Regions from separate parts of the Homo sapiens genome. Here region 2 is linked to region 1. A link is a contact called in ENCODE Hi-C or POLR2A ChIA-PET data. All regions are on one chromosome and are shown on one strand. Each heading gives the region's core, a stretch centred on a gene start or an enhancer-like site at or near the end of the contact. The rest is flanking DNA. Distances are from core to core; before and after follow the strand shown. Region 1 overlaps LYPLAL1-DT (LYPLAL1 divergent transcript). Region 2 has its middle 24 kb from the start of ZC3H11B.

Region 1 (7,777 bases), core at 3,008-5,507:
CTGGTACATAAAAAAGCATTCATCTGAGAGATTAAAATAATACTATAATATAATTTATACTTCAAAAAACCTAGACAAATATAAACAAAATTTTTATCAAAATTATTTAAGGAATATATACATACACACATACTTTATTTTTAATTTTAATTTTTAAAATGTTGAATTTAAAGTATGCAAACTTTTAAGAAAGTTTTGAAATATGGATTTTAAAATCCAACTGATCAAAATTTCTGTTAAGTTAAATAGTAATGGAGAAAACTGTGTTCTTTCTTCCTCACAATTTCTTCAAAGAACATTCCATCTTCATCCAATCCACAGAGGATACAAAAATAGCCCCAATAAAGTTTCTTTATCTGAACCATGCCTGATACCCTATTAAAATACAGAAGACTATGACTCAGGGCAGTGATCTCAATATAATTAATCCCAGGAAAGATAATCTAGAGGAAGAAAATGTTACCGCAGTGATTACCCTGTAAACTCAGTTCATGCTGTCTGTGACTCAGAATAAGAATTAAAATGACGATAAGGCACTAAATATTCCAAAGATTTAATGTGAAGTGTTGATGGTTGAGAAAAATGTTTCCTCTTTATATGCATGTACTCAAGCTTTTAATACATATTTCTGTTATGAGTTAGGATTAAGCATTAGAGGAAAGTGCTGTTGAAATGCCGGCTGTACTCTCAAAGCACTAAAACTTAAATAATAATAAATAGCAGAAAACCCAGGGAGAAAATGAAGAAATAAAGTTATTTATAAATCTCTGGTTAGCTAACAGTGCATTACATTTATTTAGCATTAATTAGTAAACAGTAATTTAAAATAAATAGTATTTGAATAAGAAAGAAGATGGAAACAAATAGGCACTTTTTGATAATTAATTTCCCCAATTCAGGTGGAATATCAGTGGCATAGGATGGAAAGAAAAAGGACTTGGAGATGTAGGCAAACCACTTGCTAATTTAGGGGCTTTCGTTACTAATATTATCACATGATATATCAGATAAATATATTCAGCCTGAACCATGAAACAAACCAGGTGTACAATTGGGCCTTTTTTAAAGTTATTTTCATATAAATATATCAGCAACTTCCCACAGTTTGATTAATTTGGCTGCTGACATTAGCCAAAGAATGGACAGTCTACCATTTCATTTATCTGTCACAAATAGAGTGTAAGACAGAGTGAAATAATGCCTAAACATTCGGGTTCCCTTCAGAGGCCAATTTTAAGAAAAATAATTGAGGGAAGGTTATTTCAGCTTCCTCTTCTGCATATCAACTCCTCATCCTTCCCTACTTCACTTTCTACATTTTAGGATAGATAAAGGACACCACAGACAATCTAACAATTTCCTCTAGTCTCTGAGTGAGTAATAACAGAAGCAGTCCAAATGAGGAATTCCTGTTGTTCATCCCCAGATGGATTTCCTTAGGCCACTCTTGTAACACATCTCCCTTGATTTCTACAGATTTTTATGTTGTATGCTAATTTCCATGACTCTTTTACTCACCTGGAAAACAACAGTATCACTATCAGAATTGTTCAACTGGTATGTGACAGCTAAAATTAACACTTCTTCCTTAACTCTGTTTTATTTTGCTCCTCTCAAAAAGCAAACTCCTGTTCCCAGAGATAGTTTAATTTCATTTTTGTACCTGGATACTATTTGTGAGACCCTAATTACTTACCTTTTTTGGCAGACTTTGAATGGCTATGGCACAGGAAATCATCACAATCAGCAAGAAGAGAGATGAATGCAACAGTCAGTGCTTATCTAGGTCACTTCTCCCCAAAATGTCCTCACAGCTCTATTTCACTTAAGTTTGGATGTACCATTTAAGACATCAAAGCATTCTGCAAGTGGGGAAAAAAAAAAACAAGAAATACCTTAAAATGCCAGCTATGTGTGATTTAAAACAAAAAATATTTAAGATGAGGTTAAAAGTTATAAACATTTATGTACGTTATTAGTTCTACATCAACAAAAGAGCACAGTTTCTCTACTGCAAATTAATAGATTATAAAATCAATAGGTTTTTCATGAAAGTAATTAAGAAAAATGGGGGTAGAAACAAATTCAGTCTTTTAAGAATGTTTTGCCTTTAAAACAACTTTCTCTAAAATCACCTAAAATGAAATATAAGTTAACTCTGATTCTATGAGTTCAGTGGAGTTAAATTTAACTTGAAAACATCTTTCATTTCTATAGCTACTTTATTATATTTATACAAGACTGCAAAAAGTTAATTAGGTGATTTAAGTGAATCAACTGTCACATATATTATGAGCTCTGCATGTGTGTATTATGAAGCAATACTGACTATGAGTTCAGCCTTTTACCAACTTATTTAGCCAAGGTTGCTAGAAGTTACTTAATGAGCATGAACACACAAACTTTCAATAAACCTACAAGAAGAAAAGTGGCCCATGACCTAAAAGAACCCCTCTGTTATGCCAGGGGGATGACAAAGTATGTTAAGTCACCAGCCCCTCTGTGTTATGGTGGTTCATGTTGCCAAGGCACGTGTGGCAAATTTGCAGAGTTGGGGCAGTGAATAAGAGAAGGTCAGTTTCTAAAAATTCATCTCACAGAGTATATGAAGTAAAAAGCCTAGGAGAAGTACTTTTCTCAATTAAAACTTAAGAATATATGAATATTTGTGGCTTCTAGAGTTTGACCTCTCAGTACCTAAGCTATTCCTGATTTATACTTGGCAATCTGTATTTATTCTTCAGTTCATAGAATATTAGGGTCAGAAAGAAAGGTTTAAAATCACCCATTGAATATCTGGAAGGCTTAAAGAGTAGCAGTTCAAGAATCAGGCAGAGCTGGCTTGAATTCTGGTTTCACACTTTACAGGCTGTGTGGTATTGAATAAAGTGCTTCAAATATTGAATCCCCAGTTTTCCTATCTGTTAAATGAGGATAATAAATAACACTTCCTGAGGAGAGAAACAGAAGATTAAATAAAATAAAGCAAAAAGTAATATGCTGTAATTCCCTCAGAAGCATTGTGTTTCACAGTTGTCAGAATTCTGAGTTCTAAGCAACAGAAACTGACTTTGGTTACATTAATCAGAAAAGGAATGTATTGGCAAGATATCAATAACTTAGAGAATTAATCAACAGTTGAGAATTAGACTCTGGCAGAAAAATAAGGAAAGCAGGTTATGAGCCTGAAGTCTGCTTAGGACATAGGAATTGATACTGCTGCTACTGGATTCTTGCTGCCACACCAGTAGTCTCTCAAACCTTCCACATTGGCTGGGAAAAATCTCTAACCCTCATTATTCAAAGCTACAGGCAAGAGAATCTTACTAGATAAACTTGAGACATGTATCTGTATGCTATTGTCCAGAGGATAAATAAGAACCCTTGTGCTACATATTGAAAGAGAGGGTCTGTCTCTCACCTTATGATTCCTCCACATAGGAATAGAATGGGATATTAAGCATATCACTAGGCTTTAAAGCAAATCTCAATAAATTTCAAAGACTTAGTGTCAAACATAATACATTCTCTGACCACAATTTCAATTCTGTTAAATTAGAGCTCAGTAAATAAAGGATAAATTTTAACCTCCCTAATATTTCTATAAAGTGTAAAAAATAAATTTGAATGTAACTGAGTCAAAAAGAAACTATAGGGGAAGACACAGAGCAGGTTGGCCTAATAGAACTCTCCAACAATAGTCCCCCTACAGGAACACTAAATCGAACAACTATCCACACAAGAAAGCACTTTTATGAGAACCAAAAATCAAGTGAGTGATCACAGTACCAGGTTCTAACATCATATCAAAGAAAGAGGCATTGAAGAGGTTAGGAAAGATAGTCTTGAATTGCTGATGCTGCGGAGAGGATCTGTGTTCTTGTGGGGGAGAGAGTGCAGTGATGTGGGACTTTGCATTGGAACTCAGTGCAGCCCAGCCACAGTAGAAAACAAGATAAGGCAGAACTCAGCCAGTGCCCATGGAGGGAGTCCTTATATCCGTCCCAGCAAGAGAGGAATTGCCCTTCCCAGTGGTTGGAACTAGAGTTCTGGCTAGCCCCACTACCATGGGCCAAAGCACTCTGGGATACTACATAAACCTCAAAGGCAGTCTAGGCGACAAGGACTGCAATTCCTGGGCAAGTCTTGGTGCGTGCTGGGCTAGAAGGCAGTAGACTTGGGTTGACCTAATGAGACACCAGCCAGGTGGACAAGGGAGTGCTTGCATCACCCCTCCCCCAACCCAGGCAGTGCAGCTCAGTAACCTGGGGGAGACTCCTTCCTTCCGCTGGCAGTAACTAGGCAGTGGTCACCATGGGTCTTGAGCAAGACCCAGTGCTGTGCTATCTTTGGGTGTGACTCAGCACAGTCTCAGTGTGGTAGTCACAGTGGAGCTTGCATCACCCCTCCACAAGAGGAGTACAAGCAAGTGCAGACTGCAAATATTACAATAAATATCTAACTATTCAATGCCCAGACACTCACAAACATCCAAAAGCATCAGGACCATTCAGGAAATCATGACCTCACTAAACAAACTGAAAAAGTCACCACTGATCAATCCAAGAGTGACAGAAAATTCAAAATAGAAATTTTGAGGAAGCTCAATGAAATTTAAGATAACACAGAGAAGGAATTCAGAATCCTATCAGATAAATTTAACGAAGATACTGAAATAATTTTTGAAACATGTAGAAATTCTGAGCTGAAAAATTGAATTGACATACAGAAGAATGCATCAGAGTCTCCCAACAGCAGAACTGATCAAGCAGAAGAAAGAATCAGGCTATTTGAAAATACACAGTCAAAAGAAACAAAAGAATAGAAAAGAATGAAGCTTGCCTATAAGTTCTAGAAAATATCTCAAAAGGGCAAATTAAGATTTACTGGCCTTAAAGAGGAGGTACAGAGATCAAGGTATAAATTTTATTCAAAGAGATAATAACAGATAACTTTTCAAACCTAGAGAAATATATCAAAATTCAAGTATAGATGGGTTGTAGAACATCAAGTAGATTTCATCCAAATAAAACTACCTCAAGACATTTAATAATCAAACTTCCAAAGGTCAAGGATAAAGAAAGGATTCTAAAAGCAGCAAGAGAAAAGACACAAATAACATACCTTACAATCTAGGAGAGAGTGGCATTACATATTTAAAGTGCTGAAGGAAAAAAGACTTTTATCCTAGAAGAGTACACCCAGTGAAAATACCCATTAAACATGAAGAAGAAATAGGCTTTCCCAGACAAACAAAAGCTGAGGGATTTCATCAACACCAGAACTGCCCTACAAGAAATGCTAAAGGGAGCTGTTCAATCTAAAATGAAAGGACACTAATGAGCAATAGGAAGTCATCTGAAGGTACAAAACTCACTGGTAATAGTAAGTACACAAACAAACACACAATATTATAACACTGTAATTGTGGTACGTGAACTATTGATATCTTGAATACGAAGACTAAAAGATAAACCTATCAAAAATAATAACTACAACTTTTAAGACATAGTATAATAAAACGTAGATGGAAGCAACAAAAAGTTAGAAAGCAGGGGGATTAAGTTAAAGTGTAGAGCTTTTATTAGTTTTCTCTTTCGTTGTTGTGAGTTTGGATTGTTTTGTATCCAGTGCTAAGTTGTGATCAGTTTAAAATAATGAGTTCTAAGATGTTATTTCCAAACCTCATGGTCACCTCAAATCATAAAACCTACAACAGATACACAAAAAACTGAAAATCAGTAAATTAAAACAACCCACCAAAAAAAATTAACTTCCCAAAAAGGAATACAGGGAAGAAGGAAGGAAGAAAGAGAAGAGCACACATAAAACACCCAGAAAACAAATAACAAAATGGCAGTAGTAAGTCCTTACTTACTAATAATAACATTGAATGTAAATGGACTAAACTCTCCAATCACAAGACATAGAGAGCCTGAACAATAACAATAATAAAAAAACAAGCTCTAACAATCTGGTAACTATAAGAAACACGCTTCACTTATAAAGACTAACTTAGACTTAAAATATAGGAACTGAAAAATATTGCATGAAAATGGAAACAAAAAAAGCAGAAGTAGCTATATTTACATCAGACAAAATAGATTTCAAAACAAAAACTATAAACAGAGACAAAGAAGGTCATTATATAATGATAAAGAAGTCAACTTAGCAAGAGGGTGTAACACTTGTAAATATATATACATTCAACACTGGAACACTCAAACATATTAAGTAAATATTATTAGAGCTAAAGAGAGAGATAGACCCTAATACAATATTAGCTGGAGACTTCAACACCCCACTTTCAGCATTGGACAGAACCACTACACAGAAAACCACCACCAACAACAACATTGGACTTAATCTACATTATATACCAAATGGACCTAATATATATTTACACAATCTTTCATTTAAGAGCTGCAGAATACACGTTCTTCTCCTCAAGGCATGGCTCATTCTTAAGGATAGATCACATGTTAGAACAAAAAACAAGTCTTAAAAAATTAAAAAATTGAAAAAATATCAAGTGTCTCATCTTTCCAGTTTTATTCTCAATGGAATAAAACTAGAAATAAATAATTAGAAAAATATCAGAAACTATACAAACACATGGAAAATAAACAATATGCTCTAGAGTGACCAGTGGGTCAATGAAGAAATTAAGAATAAAATTTAAAAATTCCTTGAAACAAACAAAAATGGAAACACAATATATCAAAACCTATGGAATGCAGCAAAAGCAATACTAAGAAGAAAGCTTATAGCAATAAGCACTCCACATCAAAAAAGCAGATAATCCTCAAATTAACAACCTAATGATGCATCTTAAAGAACTAGAAAACAAAGAGCAAACCAAAGCCAATATTAGTAGGAGAAAAGAAATAATAAAGATCAAAGCAGAAATAAATGAAATTGAAACAAAACAAACAATACAAAATATCAATTAAACAAAAAGGTGGCTTATTTTAAAAAAATAAAATTGATAAACATTTAGCCAAAGACATAAAGATAGAAGACCCAAATAAATAAAATGAGAGATAAAAAGGAGGTATTACAACTGATACTGCAGTTCAGAGAATCATTAGAGACTACTATGAGCAACTACATGCCAGTAAATTGGAAAACCTAGAAGAAATAGATTGAATCCTAGACACATACAACCTACCAAGACCGAATCATGAAGATTTCCAAAATCTAAATAGACCAATAACAAGTAATGAGTTCAACACCATATTAAAAAGTATCCCAGTAAAGAAAAATCAGAGACCCAAAGCCTTCAACTGCTAAATTTCACCCAAAATTTAAAGAACTAATATTAATCTAATCCTATTCAAACAATTCCAAAAAAATAAAGAAGCAAATACTTCCTTACTCATTCTGTGAGGCCAGTATTACCCTGATACCAAAATCAGACAGAGACATCAAAATAAGAAAACTACAGGCCAATGTTCCACATGAATACTGATGCAAAAATCCTCAACAAAATACTCACAAACCAAATTCAACAACACATTTAAAAGATAATTCATCATGACCAAGAGGGATTTATGCCAGGGATGCAAGAATGATTCAGCAAATGCAAATAAATCAATGTGATATATCATTTCAAAAGAATGAAGGACAAAAACATGCAATCATTTCAACCGAAGGTAAAAAGCATTAGATAAAATTCAACCTCCTTTCATAATAAAAGCCCTAAAAATGTGGTATAGAAGTATATATCTCAACACAATAAAAACCATATATGACAGACACACAGCTAGCATCACAC
Region 2 (7,777 bases), core at 1,916-4,415, 500 kb after region 1:
AATTTTTTTCATCAATGTTTTCTAGTTTTCATAGTAGATATCGTTCACCTTTTTGGTTAAATTTATTTCTAGGTATTTTTGTAGCTATTGTAATTGGAGTTGCTTTCCTTATTTTTCAACTAGTTTGTATTGGTGTATAGAAATACTACTGATTTTTTGTACTGATTTTGCATCCTGCGATTTTGCTAAATTTATCAGTTTCAAATATGTTTCCTGTGCCTTTTCTTATCTCTTCTCCTTCTGAAATTCCCATAACGTGAATATTCATTTGCTTAGTGTTGTTAACAGTGTTCTATATGTACCATAGGCTTTCTTCATTCTTTTTCTTTCCCCTCTCCCCCTACTTCTTTTTTTTTTTCCATCTGACTGGGCTATCTTAAAAGACATGTCTTCAGGTTCAGACACTGTTTCTTCTGCTTGATCTAGTCTGTTGTTGAAGCTCTTAATTGTATTTTTATTTTACTCATTGAATTATTTAGTTACAAGAGTTCTGTTTGGTTGTTTTTTAATGATATTTACCTCTTTGTGGAATTTCTCATTCAAATCATGAATTGTTTTTCTGATTTCATTAAATTGACTATCTCTGTTCTCTTGTATCTTATTCAGTTTCCTTAAGAACATTATTTTAAATTCCTTTTCTGGCATTTCATAGATTTCCTTTGCTTTGGGATCTGTCACTGGAGAATTCATATGTTCCTTTGAAGGTGTTGTGTTTCCTTGTTTTTTCATATTTCTTGTGTCTATATGTCAATATCTGTATATCTGGTGGATCAGTAGCTTCTTCCAATTTTATGGAGAAGCTTTCATAGCAAAAGATATGAAAGCTATTTCTGTTGGCATGTCCTATAGTGTTGGTTGGGTGGGATGCTTTGGCTTTGGTTCTTGATTGATTCAGTAGTATGGCCTCCTTATGGTTTCTTCAGCTATAATCAATGTCAGTGGTGTCTGTGACTGCCTCAACGGCCTAGGGTGTGGTTGATTGTGGAGGTTGGGGGTGAGACTTTGCTGGGAATCAGAGCACTGGGTGGGCCAGTCCTTGGGCCCCTCAGAGCATGCCCATGCATGGCTGCTTCACCACTGGAGGGGAGGGGTCACCAGCAACAGCAGCAGATCCTGGGCAAGGCTGTCTTCAGGCCACTTAGGGGCATGTGCAGACATGCAGAAGCTTTGTTCTGGATGAAAAAACGTCACTGACAGCAGCGTCAGTGGGCCTGGGAAGGCCAATTCTTTGGCTCCTAGGAGGGTGCTAGCTCTGCTGCTAGAGCAAATGAGGTCACTAGTGGTGGCAGCTGTAGTCCACAGGCCCTGGGGAGCATGCCTGTTGGCTCCCTCTGTCCTGGGGCAGCATTCTTGCTAAGCTGAACTGCCTGTGCTTCAGGAAATAATGTGTTGTGTGCACTCAAGTAAACAAGGTCATGGCTGCACAGCTGGGTTCAGCCTATGTTGTGACATCACAGCCCTCTAGATGGATGTGACAGCACGTCAGTGGCGCACAAGAGATATGGAGATGCAGGAGCTATTGGGCCTTAGGGCAGGATGCACTCTGGTGGTTACTCCATTCTCAAAATGGTGACAGAATGGTGCTGCCCAGGGGGCAGGGAGGAGAACCCAGAATGAATTCCCTCTCTGGAACACTGCAATCATGTGAACTCCAAGCAGCTCCCTATACTGAGCTCAGGTCCCGCAAGGGCTGTGGGGCTCTCCTGTGGCTAGGATTGCAGGAGTCCATGGTGGGAATGTGAACTGCTGGAGATATCCTGCTTATATTTTCCTTGCAATGGGGAGCCCCTCCTGACTCCTAGCCAATTCTAGCTGGGTGCTTTTCTTCCCTCTCTGTGCTATCATCCTGAGTCTTTGTGCATCAGAGGGTCTTTATCACTTCTTTGCTGAAATCCAGTGTTCTCCCCAAGCACTCTTTTGACATATGGTTATCTATGTGTTGTTTTGGCCTTTCTTTATAGTCTATCATATTTTAGAGTGGCGTGTACCTGTTTCTCTTGAGTCCACCCACCCTCTACTTAATGTTTTGCAAAGCACAGGATTTGTGCCATTACTGGAAATAAGAGAATATTAGAGACATAGTATTTAAAAATATGAGCTCAGGATAAGCCCTGGAAAGGAGTTAAAGGCCCTTCCCAGGGTTCTAACAGAGGCCCCCAGCCCACCTTCTTTTCCTGCCCTGAATTCTGTCCTGTATCACAAAGGGTCTCCCATGCATGTCTATGGACTCAACAACCCACATATCTAAGCACCAAATATATCTTGCCTACCTAACTGTCTCCTCTTGCCCACTCATCACACTTAGGGGTACGTATACACCAGCAGCACAGTCCATCTTCAGCAAGACAAACATGGGGAGAATCTGAAAGATAAGTGTCTGGAGTGAGCAGTGAATGTCAAAAGTGAATAGATTCTGAAAGGACTTGTCCCTTTGACCCCATGGCCTACTCTTCCCAAGGGTGGGGCACAGCTGGAGGAAAGTCCAAGAAGGGTCCTCTAAAGATTGGAGTTCAGAAGGGGCCGAGTTTCTGGAGTCCAAGGATATACTGTCCACTCTTTGTCCAGCAAATGTTCTTCCAGCCTGTCTAAACACTTGAAAAGCTCATCACTAACTACATAAGGTGCTTCAGTATTTAGTAAGAGCTACAAACTCAGAAAAGCTAGAAGAGCCAGAAAGTAACATAAATGAGTGAAGGAGGCTGATGCAGGTCCTCCAAAGAAAGTTGGAGGGAATGTGGTGAGCTGGAAAGCACATGTGCTGTCCAAAGGAAACAGCCTGCAGGCTGGAGGAAGTCTGAGCTCAGTTTCACTGGATCTTCCAGTTTTTCAAAATAAATAAATAAATAAATAAAGTCAGAAATAAAAAATGTTCAATTTCTTGCCTTTTAAATGTTAGTAACTAATTCAAAATTTGTTTTAAACACTCTGTGAGACCAACAAGCCACATCTGTTAGCAGGCTTTAGCTCATGAGCTACCAGTTTGCAGCCTCAGAAGAAAAGATTTCTTCATTAGATTGTGTCGAAATCTGCTTCCTTGAGAATCCACACATATGGAGGAACCAAAAGTCACTATCCCTCTTCCACATATCTCAGTTTGAAAGTAGATCACATTTCCCCAAATATCTTTCGGAGACTACTTAGCCAACACACATTCAACTGCTGCTTCTACAGAATAGCTTCTGTATCTCAGTGTTGCAACCACCCACCTCCAGAAGCCCCCACCATCTGTTTTCCTGGGAGAGCAACAGAATGAGCAAAATATTTCAAAGATGATTGCTTCTTCTTGCTAGTAATTATTTTTCTTAGTATTGCATGTCTGGGTCCAGAAAGGGAAATAATGACTCAATCATCAAGCTTCTTGTACAAGGCTGGCAATTTCAGGAAGTAGAAGGAAGACTAACACTGTGAACAGCATTCTTGATTAGCCAGAAGTATAAAATGAGGTGTGCATTTGATCCACTGTCAGAGTAGCAGATGGAACACAGCAACCATGACACGGTAGAGGTAGGACTTAATGGATCATCCTGAAGTGCCTGGGACTGATTAGCCGTGGTGCAGCTACATGCAGTTTTTAATTGATTGATTTGAGTTTGTGGTCAGAAAATGGCTGTCGGCTCCAGCTTATCTATAATTATCAGTAATCAGAACCAGACCTCTCTCTCTCTTTAATAGGCCAGGGCTCCTCCAGCATGCTTGACTTTTCTACTTTTCAAGACTTTCTGTAACCACTGCCTGAAAGCTTTCACGGCCATAACATGATACCTGGTGCCCATTGGGAAAAAGACTCTGGGGGCATGAACATAAAGGTAACAAGAACACTGCTCTTTCATTAGCTTAATACTTTGCCTATTTTGAGTTCAAGACAGTTTAAAATTAAGAGGAGGCCTCTTACAGTTTAGCCAGTCTATTATAGGCAAAACCAAGTGAAAGATTGAAATAAGAATTCCTGTAACTCTAGCCCAAAGCTCATTTTTAACCTAAAAAATGATCTCGACACTAATTAGAGGCTGGAACTATTTCTAGGAGTCAGAGTGTCCCTACCCTGGGTAAAGCACCATTAACATTTCAACAGGCCACCCAAATCAGAAAACTAGGAAGTATTTTAGACCCCTTCTCCTCCTCACAGTCCCCTGTCCCTGACACATCCAATCACTAAGGCATCTGATTCTACCTTTTGAATCTGAGTGACTTTAGAACAAGTGTCCTGGAGTCAAAGAGACTCCAGGTTCAAATTTGAACCTCCAAGAGAAGTTCAAATCCTCCTGCCATCACTTATGAATTGTGAGACCTTAAGCAAGTCATTCTCCCTCCTATGCCTCATTTCTCTCAACTCCATTGCAGAGTTACTATACCTACCTTAAGGGAGATTAAATAATGATGAAATGAGACAATGTATGTATCAAATGCAGCGTTTGTTGTATATGTGCTTAAAACTTTATTTAAAATATTATTATTGATTTGCTGTCTCTATCCTCACCAGTACAACCTAAATCCAGGACAAAAAGTATCACAGCTAGATGAAGAAGGATGAGGAGGATGAAAAAGGGAGAGGAGGAGGGGAGAAGAGGGAGAAAGGAGAATGATGAGGAAGAGTAAGGGAGGAGTAGGAGGAGAAGTTTATGATGGTGGCGACAGCTACCTTCATTGCCTCTAAATGTGAATTCCCCTTGCTGCCACCTTGTTACCAGGGCCAGCTCCCTGGGGGTGTACCTGTGCCAATGGTGCTGCCACTAACTGAAGTTATAGGGGCATGTCTGCCGAAAGCTCTTCCACCACCTGCTAATGCAGACTGACAATCCACTGTGCTAAAATATCTTTTACTTCTGATCTCTTAAAGGCCATGCTTTGTCACTTTAATCCCAGAGATACAGTATCTAGCTCTTTCAAAAATCTCTCTGACACTTTAATCCCAGAGATGCAGTATCTAGCTCTTTCAAAAATCTCTCTGACACTTTGTGAGGAAACAGGTCCTTTGGCTTTTTAGAGAACCTGACTCTTTCATGACCAAAGGAAGGATCATTAATTTCATTTTAAAAATGATAAAAACAACCTCAGAAAGGTTTTTAAAAAGTTTTTCCAAGTCACACAGCAGAGCCAGGGTCCTCTCATCCAAAGTCCAGGTTACTTATGTACAATCAAATGGTCTCGTGTCCTCTTTCTTGTGAATTCACTGTTATAGGTACCATTTTCTCTATGCTTTCTCTTCTTTCCTGACAGTGGAGAAGAGCAAATGCTAGAGTGATCTTCCGAGGAAGGACTCTGGCTTTGACTCATCCCAATCTTCCTAATCTCAGCAAGGCAAGCAAAGAGGGTTGCAAGGAAGGATTACAGTATCACCGGTGTTTCGCTGTATGTTCCTTCCTTCAGGTGGCTCTGGTATTCAGAATGCATAGAGGAAATAGCCTGGGCTTAGGGTGAAGATGTGAACTGGAAATCTGGCTCCTTCCTTTCCGTCATTCATTAACAAATTTTCCTTAGTGGGCCCAGGCTCTGTTTTGGGCCTGGAAATACAACAAATAAAACAAAGTCCCCACTCTCATATAGTAACCTTCTTGCAGGAGAAGACAGAAAATAAACAAATGAAGAAATAAACAAATAAAAGCCAGGTGGTAACAAATACCACTGGAAAAACAATGAATCGGGGTAATTGATAAAGAAAGTTGGGAAAGGGGCTATTTTATATAGCGTAGCCAGGCAAGGGTTTGAAGGAGCAGTGACATTTAATCAGAGATGGGAATAAAGTGATAGATTTCTGGCAAAGGAGACAGAGCAGGTGTAAAGGCCCTGAGGTAGGAACATGTCAAGCTGTGTGGAGAATGGCAGCACTGAGTTCAGGAAGTAAGAGGGAGAGGTGAGACCAGAGTGATTGGGAAAGTGAGGGAGTGGGGAATAGATTATATAGAATCTTAGAAGCCCTACTAATGCTCTGGATTTTACCCTGAGGGATATGCCAGTGAAAGGTTTAAGCAGAGGAATGACATGATCTGCTTTATGTTTTTGAAAGGCTCACTTTGGTCACTATACAGGGGCCAAGGTAGAGGTAGCAGTTAAATAGATTTTGCAATAGGTCAAAAAAGATCATGGTGGCTCAGACAGAGATGGAGGTGACGGTGACAAAGGTGTCAATGGCAGGCGATTTTTCAAAGGCAGAATCATTTAGCAGCTGGGCTACTTTGACTGAGATATTTTGCCTCTCCTGGCTCAGGTCCCTCATCAGTAACATGAAGGTAACAATACCAAACTCATAAAATCACGGTATGGATTAAATGAGATAATTTATATGAAGGCTATACCTGTTGTTTTCCTTTGTATTAAAGACAAAGTCTGCAACCTTATGCAAAACTTAATTACATATATGCTCAAAGACCAAGATGTAAGAACATCTTGTCTTCAGAGTAGCAGAAACAATTTTGTGTATAGCAAGATTATTTACACTCATCTATCTCATCCTCTTAAATAAGAAAACTGATTACTATAAATATGTGCCAGCTTTTATGGTTCATTTTAGAATCTTAGTGCGTCAAAAAGTATAAAATAGTTAGACAAGTGAGGGATAAGTGAATCATGAGAGTCTTATTTATAGAATAAAAGCTGGGAATATCTGTGAAAACATCTTAATAATGATTATGACTGGTGGATGATATTGCAGAGTTTTAAAAAAATCCCTTTGTGCTTTTCTACATTTTCCACATCAATACAATAAAAAATGTATTTTAAGAGTATTTATTCCTATATCCATTTAGCAAAGAGAGTTAGAATCTCTGAAAGAAAACATGAGACAAGTAAAGAAAATAAGTATGTTAAAATTATAAGGGAAAAAGGGCAAAAATTAATATTTTGTGGGTATTATCTGCACAAAAGACACATCAAGTAGTTATTTAATTTTTGCAAATTAAATAGCAGGATGTGCTTTTTTCCCTAAATCAAGAGCCACTGAGGTATGGATGGAACACATTGGAACCAGTGAGCCTGAGATGGAGTCTGGCCTGGACTTTTTTCTTTTTTTTTTTTTTTTTTTTTTGAGACGGATTCTTGCTCTCTCACCTGGGCTGGAGTGCAGTGGCACAATCTTGGCTCACTTGCAACCTCTGCCTCCTGGGTTCAAGTGATTCTCCTGCCTCAGCCTCCTGAGTAGCTGGGACTACAGGCGCGTGCCCCCAGGCCCAGCTAAGTTTTGTATTTTTAGTAGAGATGGGATTTCACCATGTTGGCCAGGATGGTCTCGATCTCTTGACTTTGTGATCCACCCACCTTGGTCTCCCAAAGTGCTGGGATTACAGGCATGAGCCACTGCGCCCGTCCTGGCCTGGACTTCTTACACCCTGCTGGTCGCATGGATATATTCCTGCTGCATAACCAGCCCCAGTGGCTGAGCCTCTGAGGTCTGACTGAGATCAGGTGCAAAGCAGCAATCTCACTGTTATTAATAAGCAATGCTGACAAGCTCATACTAACCTTCCCAAAACTCCTGAGACCTGTGGTTACAAAATGACGCTATTAATCGGTACATTTCATGCCTCGGCTTAAAACCCCAGAGTCCTACTTCTTTCTCTTGAAGGTGAACCGTGCTTTCCGCATTTCATCTGGTTCCTCTCTCTGTGGATACGTCTGGATAATTAGATCCTGCATATGCAAGAATAAAATGAAGAAAAAGGTGACCTGCCTAGTCCAGTTTCAGGGTAAATTATCTGCTAGGTAAGCATAGAATCCCTTCTTGGCATAAGTGTAGCACATTAATTAGGCTAAGCATCTCCATCTCTTTTCTCTGCCTTGCCAA

What was found. A loop is a pair of places that touch in the nucleus more often than their neighbours do. ChIA-PET counts read pairs that join two places held with the same protein, here RNA polymerase II (POLR2A). Pooled maps may share reads with other maps.
Region 2: a pooled map shows a loop between it and region 1 (4-fold over the local background). The contact joins two enhancer-like sites. A Hi-C loop is called at or near these places in 1 of 168 maps with a recorded cell type or tissue (PC-3), 4 of 37 single-sample maps with no recorded cell type and 3 of 50 pooled maps. POLR2A ChIA-PET finds 5 or more read pairs at or near these places in 1 of 52 experiments (PC-3).

Annotation. Positions count from the first base shown.
Region 1 is chr1:219,084,799-219,092,575 of GRCh38, forward strand. LYPLAL1-DT (LYPLAL1 divergent transcript) reads right to left here. Exons shown (of 5, transcript NR_038845.1): 4 at 1,697-1,862. Among named protein-coding and RNA genes, the nearest start is that of LYPLAL1-DT, 85 kb to the right of the region's middle. RefSeq lists an enhancer at 4,424-4,473. Within about 2 kb of position 4,258, at least 7 of the 41 ENCODE cell types and tissues checked have a DNase peak (open chromatin) inside an H3K27ac peak, as active enhancers do.
Region 2 is chr1:219,584,851-219,592,627 of GRCh38, forward strand. No RefSeq gene overlaps it. Among named protein-coding and RNA genes, the nearest start is that of ZC3H11B, 24 kb to the right of the region's middle. Within about 2 kb of position 3,166, at least 2 of the 41 ENCODE cell types and tissues checked have a DNase peak (open chromatin) inside an H3K27ac peak, as active enhancers do.